Regions from separate parts of the Homo sapiens genome. Here region 2 is linked to region 1. Evidence: chromatin loops called from intact Hi-C (ENCODE). Cell type or tissue: testis. All regions are shown on one strand. Each heading gives the region's core, and the rest is flanking DNA. Links, peaks and the distances in the headings are about the cores only. Region 1 has its middle 2.7 kb from the start of LINC00327. Region 2 overlaps MIPEP (mitochondrial intermediate peptidase).

Evidence for each region. Hi-C counts contacts between places; a loop is a spot of excess contacts. Peaks named below come from ENCODE experiments on the same cell type or tissue, not always from the same donor. Only the 100,000 strongest peaks of a DNase experiment are listed, where the experiment ranks them.
Region 2: a loop joins it to region 1, with 2.8 times the contacts of the local background. A loop is called at or near these places in 102 of 110 quality-filtered maps.

Annotation. Positions count from the first base shown.
Region 1 is chr13:23,465,323-23,468,239 of GRCh38, reverse strand. No RefSeq gene overlaps it. Among named protein-coding and RNA genes, the nearest start is that of LINC00327, 2.7 kb to the left of the region's middle. RefSeq lists an enhancer at 1,398-1,557 and a silencer at 1,668-1,947. In testis, for the core only: a CTCF peak has its summit at 1,388; DNase peaks (open chromatin) are centred at 1,389 and 1,779; H3K4me3 peaks cover 1,218 bases; H3K27ac peaks cover 1,328 bases.
Region 2 is chr13:23,863,289-23,866,205 of GRCh38, reverse strand. MIPEP (mitochondrial intermediate peptidase) reads left to right here. Exons shown (of 19, transcript NM_005932.4): 8 at 2,017-2,065. Among named protein-coding and RNA genes, the nearest start is that of PCOTH, 24 kb to the left of the region's middle. RefSeq lists an enhancer at 1-85. In testis, for the core only: no CTCF peak of the experiment used is centred there; no DNase peak of the experiment used is centred there; H3K27ac peaks cover 212 bases.

The sequences.
Region 1 (2,917 bases), core at 243-2,742:
ATAAAAGATCAGGATTGCGTTTGACAACCAGGTTTCTCTTACACATTCTCAGCAGCTTTCAGTCTCTGAAGTTTTTAGTCTTCTTTATTTACTACATTAATCTTGAGAGTAAACAAGGTTCTTATCAAAAATTAATATTTTAATATTAAAAGAATTTATTAGAAAATAATTTATTTAATCTTTTAATATTTAAAAGATATTAAATAAGTTTACAAAGACAACAGCAACTAAGAATGACCATGACTGAATAGAGCAAAACTGTACTAAAATACAACAAATAAAATAAAGGAATATATCCGTGAAATGTTAAGAAAGGCACTGGCCCAAATAATCAGTACTGAGACTCCATCTTGGGTTTGCTTTAAAGCCTCTAGCATGAAGCTGATGGCTGCCCAGTCATCTCAAGGGGCAGCACTGTCCCTTAGGAGCTTACAGTTGAAGCCGACTAGGCAACCCCTAGCCTTGGGCAGAGCTGAAACTCAGCACTTACACACAGGACTGATGTTATAACTCGGAACACAGACTCCTCAGTTTCCTTTGATGCTTTTTTTCTGAGGGCCACTCACATCCGTCTTCTGTCTTCTTTCATGATCCTATCTTAACAATCATGTAAACTCAATCCTTTATCAGACACTCAACAGAAGCAGACTTTGTCAATTACTGGTGGAGAGAGTGTCCTAAAGAAGCTATCCATGAAAACAAGGGTGACCCGGCAGGCTTCACGAAGCCTTCACGAAGCCAGAGGGCAGGGGACATCCACCCTCACTCAGGACACCCTTGGGGCACTCTGTGCATCACCCCGCACAGCTGCTACTAATTAAGCCCTTCTGGGCACCATGTGTTTCCGTGACCTGCTCTTCCTGTGTCTTGTACTCATAATTTTTTCCCATCACATCACATGATCCTGCAGTTTCGGGACAATGCTGACTTCCTCTGCCATCCTCCGCAGCACACAGTGGGGCTCCTGCCACCCCGGGCCTTCTTGTGTCCTAGCTGAGCTGTGGACGGCCCTGCTCTCCCACCGGATCCTCCTGGGTCATGGAAGGATTCTTTGGAGACATGATCAGCTTCCTTACCCACCACCTGTGTGCCTTGGGCAACTGGAGTTCTCAAGCTCCAAGGCCTTCGTTTTCTCAGCTGCAAAATGAAGAGACTGGAACAGCCTCCTGTTTTGAAGAATCCCACCTGAGTTTATATCAGAACAATCTGAGATAGATATATAGATATAGATATATATCTTTTTACATTTTTTAAATGTTCTTTCCCCCAAAACCATGTCCTTTAAGTGGAGGAATCTATTTTTTAAAAATGATGTGGTTGTGCCCTCCAGTGGTTGAGCGTGAAGTCATCAGGCTGTTCGGGTGACAGCAGGGCTCGCAGGAAAGCGCAGGCCGTGCTAAACCGCCGAAGGACGAAGGTGGGTCTAAAGATAGATGAATCTGCTACTCCGGAAAGCACCGAATCGCCGTGTAGACCGGTCACCAAGTATAACTGCGAGCCCCAAGGCGTCACCAGCATGGGCATCCCAGCCTCGGTGCTTCAAGTCCTACTTCTGCTTGGCTATCGGGAAAGGCACGGCTTCGGGGCCACTTCTAGGCTCTCAACACGCGGCCGCTGCTGGGAATCCTGGCGGCCGCGGCTCTTCGCTCTCCAGTGGACCCAGTACTCCGAGAAGCCGCAGAGGCCTGGCCGCTGCAGCCTGCTCCCGACACCCGCTGGTCCGCCCCTCCCGCTCGGCTGCAGGGCTGGGGCGCCCACAGGCGGCAGCCGTCAGCCCGCGCCCGGAGGAAGCCCACGGCCGCCCCGGCTCCCCGCCCGCAGACGCAGCTGCGCAGCCTAGCGGGCTGGGTAGCGGGACAGCAGCGCACGCTGCCCGCTTCCGCTCGCTCCCCCGCGGGCCCTGCTCGATCGTCAGGGTTGCTGCAGGCGGAACTGGAGGAATAAACGCAAAGCCCCAGCCCCTCGTGAATTTCAGGGCCCCTCTCACGTGCAGGGTGTTCCCGCTTATTTCCAGACTCCTTGGATGCAAAACAATGAGTGAAGAACTGACAGTGAAGGCGGAGGGACTTACCTAAGTTATGCAATGATAAATAAATGGCAGATGAAAAATGGGACCTTTGGTTTCTAGTCAAAGTCCTTAGGAAGCGATTCGGCAGACGCAGGCCCAGGTGGCGAGGAGAATGGCCCCTTAGCCAGCTTTTAGGGTTCCGTGAGGGCTGAGCTAGGAGGGAGAGAAAAGGTTAAAGACCCTTCCGGTCCTTAGCATCACCACGAATGAACGTTTACCGAGCACTTACTTTATAAAGAGCACTGTGATAGATGCTGGGGAATATTCAGAGGAATAAATAGGACAATCTCATTTTCCAGGTCTACATTCACTGGAAGGGTCCCCTCCTGCAGGAACTCATTACTGGTCAACCACTGTGCCCTGTATGAAATCTACATGCTGTAGATTTCAGACATGTTTTCTGCCTCCGAGAGATTTATATGCTAGCAAACAAAAAAAGACATATATATAAGGAGATAAATAATAGCCAAGATATTTTTTGAAAAGTATTTGGGGTAAAAATACACATAAAAACATTTACCATCTTAATCATTTGTATGTGTCCTCTTCAGCAGTGTTAAGAACATCCACACCATTGTGCAGCCACACTCCAGAACACTTTTCATCTTGTAAAACTGAAACTCCACAGTCATTAAACAACATTTTCCCATTCCCCTTCCCCTAGCTCCTGAAAAACCACCATTCTACAGATGCTCCTTGACTTATGATGGGGTTAGGTCCAGATAAACCCACAGAAAGTTGACAATGCATTCCATGCCCCTAACCTACTGAACATCACAGCTTAGCCCAGCCTACCTTAAACGTGCTCAGAACACTCACAGTAGCCTACAGTTGGGCAAAATCACCTAA
Region 2 (2,917 bases), core at 241-2,740, 400 kb before region 1:
GGCATTTGTCAGATGCATCTGTGGCTGTGGAAGGCGCCCTGAGGGAAATGAAACTGTCATGCACAGTGATGGAGTGAGTCCTCAGCAGAGCAGAAGGAAGACAGAGAGGCTGACTGAGGCTAAGGCGGGCATTCATGTGGCTAGTGAATGAGGAGGTAACTGCGGTGAGGCACTTAGTGGGGGGTTTCAAACTGAATCTTAATATGACAATTCTCTGGGGACACTAATTGAGGCAGGCCAGATGTGGTGTCTCATGCCTGTAATCTCAGCACTTTGGGAGGCTGAGGCAGGCAGATCACTTGAGGTCAGGAGTTCAAGAACAGCCTGGCCAACATGGTGAAACCCCATCTCTACTAAAAATACAAAAATTAATTGGGCGCGGTGGCGGGTGCCTGTAATCCCAGCTACTCAGGAAGCTGAGACAGGAGAATCGATTGAACCCTGGGAGGCAGAGGTTGCAGTGAGCCGAGATGGGACTTCTGCACTCCAGCCTGGGCAACAGAGCAAGACTCCATCTCAAAAAAAAAAAAAAATTAATTGAGGCAGATTCTTCACATGTAAAATGACTGGAAGAATAAGATGGGTGAATGTTAAAACACGGTTATTAAGAAATAAAACGTATACAAGCATACATAGGGATTCATTTGAAAACAGTTTGGTATGGTACCTGGAATATAATCCTAAAATGAGATTTCATTGTTGACTAAATAATGTCTTTGTTCCCCAAAAATTCCTATTGTTGTTTCATATGGCACATGAGCCAGTGTTTTCAGAATTCGTATACACAGGACTTGTTAAGTATTGACAGTGGCAAGAAACCTCATGGTTTGGGTTTAGGTTAACCACCATTATTTATTTCCTTAGTCTTTTATTTCACTCAAAAGGAGATAACTTAAATTGAAGAGAGGGCAGGAAACTTAAAACTGTATAAAAGATTATCTGGAAAATACAAACATAGTGTTTGTGGTGAACTAAAATACATATGAAAGCTCTGTACACATAAGTCAGTGATAAAAAGTGCTACATTCAGAAATACTTGCAAAACATTTCCTCTTGTGGGAAACGGTGATAATTCTACTGCACTGCCTTTATGGGTTTGTAAATTATGACAACTATGGCAGAAGTATTTTAATAAAAATACTTTAAAAATTCTATCAGAAGTTAATATTTATTTTTCTTATTTTGCTATTTTTTTCATATTTATCCTGAATAGATTATTCTACAGTTGTATATAACAATAAAATTGTTATCAAGAAAAACATTGATCTTAAAAAATTTATTTCAGGGAATTATACTTCTACACTGCACCTATTTTTATGAACAAAGCAGTCTAGATATCTCTTTAAAACTCTGAAAACGTCAGACATGTCTCAGAACTTTTTTTTCTTACACATATGAATAGATAGAAACACCTTGAAATTTTGTACTTTTTTCTTTAGCCTCCCATTAACTCTTTTTTTTTTTTTTTTTGAGATGGAGTCTCACTTTCTTGCCCAGGCTGGAGTACAGTGGCACAGTCTGGGCTCACTATAGTCTCTACCTCCTGGGTTCAAGCTATTCTCCTGCCTTAGCCTCCCAAGTAGCTGGGACTATAGGCATGCACCACCACGCCTGGCTAATTTTTGTATTTTTGGTAGAGACGGGGTTTCAGCCTGTTGGCCTTGCTGGTCTTGAACTCCTGACCTCAGGTGATCCACCCCCTGCCCTCAGCCTCCCAAAGTACTAGGATTACAGGCATGAGCCACCTGGTCCCATTAACTCTTTTAATTTTGGGATAGAATCTGACGCTGTGGATTATTAGTATGCCAATTTAATTTTTTTCTGATTAAAAGATCGTCATCACCTAGAAGCATTTACTATATGTTTGGTATATGTTGGTAGCTCTACTTCCCTTTGAAAATCATCACTTTAAGGGAATTGTGGGATATAGATTATGATCATCACATAATAATTTTAACAGATATGTTCATTTTATTTCACATAATTGAAGATATTTTCTTTTGGATTTCGTTTTAGAGACTGTCATGCAGTTCCTTGAAAAACTATCTGACAAACTTTCTGAAAGGTTAGTTTTTATTCTACTATTTAGTTTTTTGGTTATATGTTATTTAGTCTTTTTAAAGAAGACTTGATTTATAAAAAATTAGGAAGTGACCTAGAATATAAGTTTTGGCATATTGGACCAGACCTGTCTCACTATGAGACATACTTTAAAAGGCCATAGTTGTCTTCCTTATGTGCCATTCTTGAAAACATAAGCTGTCCCCTTTCATTAAACAATTGTTTTTAGAAATTCATCTTTCATTTGCACTTTAAAAATCTTTACCAAAATGTTTTTGAAACTATTTATTTTAACTTGTACCATGAATTTTATGACAAGTTCATAAAGTAGTATTTCTCTTCTTTTGGCCTAAATACAGGAGGCTCATGGATGTGGTGTCTTTTTAATTTTGTGTAGTATTTTAAGGATGTTCTATCTCAACATTTGTAATTTCAAGCTGAAGTGTTCTACTGCCTTTGGTGTGTCCGTTTGTTATAACAAGTTGAGTGTCCCTTATCTGAAATGCTTGGGACCACACATGTTTTGGATTTCATTTTTTGGGGGGAATTTGGAATATTTGCATATACATAATGAGATATCTTGGGGATGGGACCCAAGTCTAAACACGAAATTCATTTATGTTTCATATACACCTTATACACATAGCCTGAAGATAATTTTATACAGTGTTTTTAATAATTTTGTGCCTGAAACAAAGTTTTGGCTGCAACCTATCACATGACATCACATGTGGAATTTTCCACTTGTACCATCATGTCAGTGCTGAGAAAGTTTCAGATTTTCAGATTAGGGAGGCTCAACCTGTATTCCTGCCTCCCCTGCCCCTCCCCTGCTCAGTGCCTTCGATCATACACT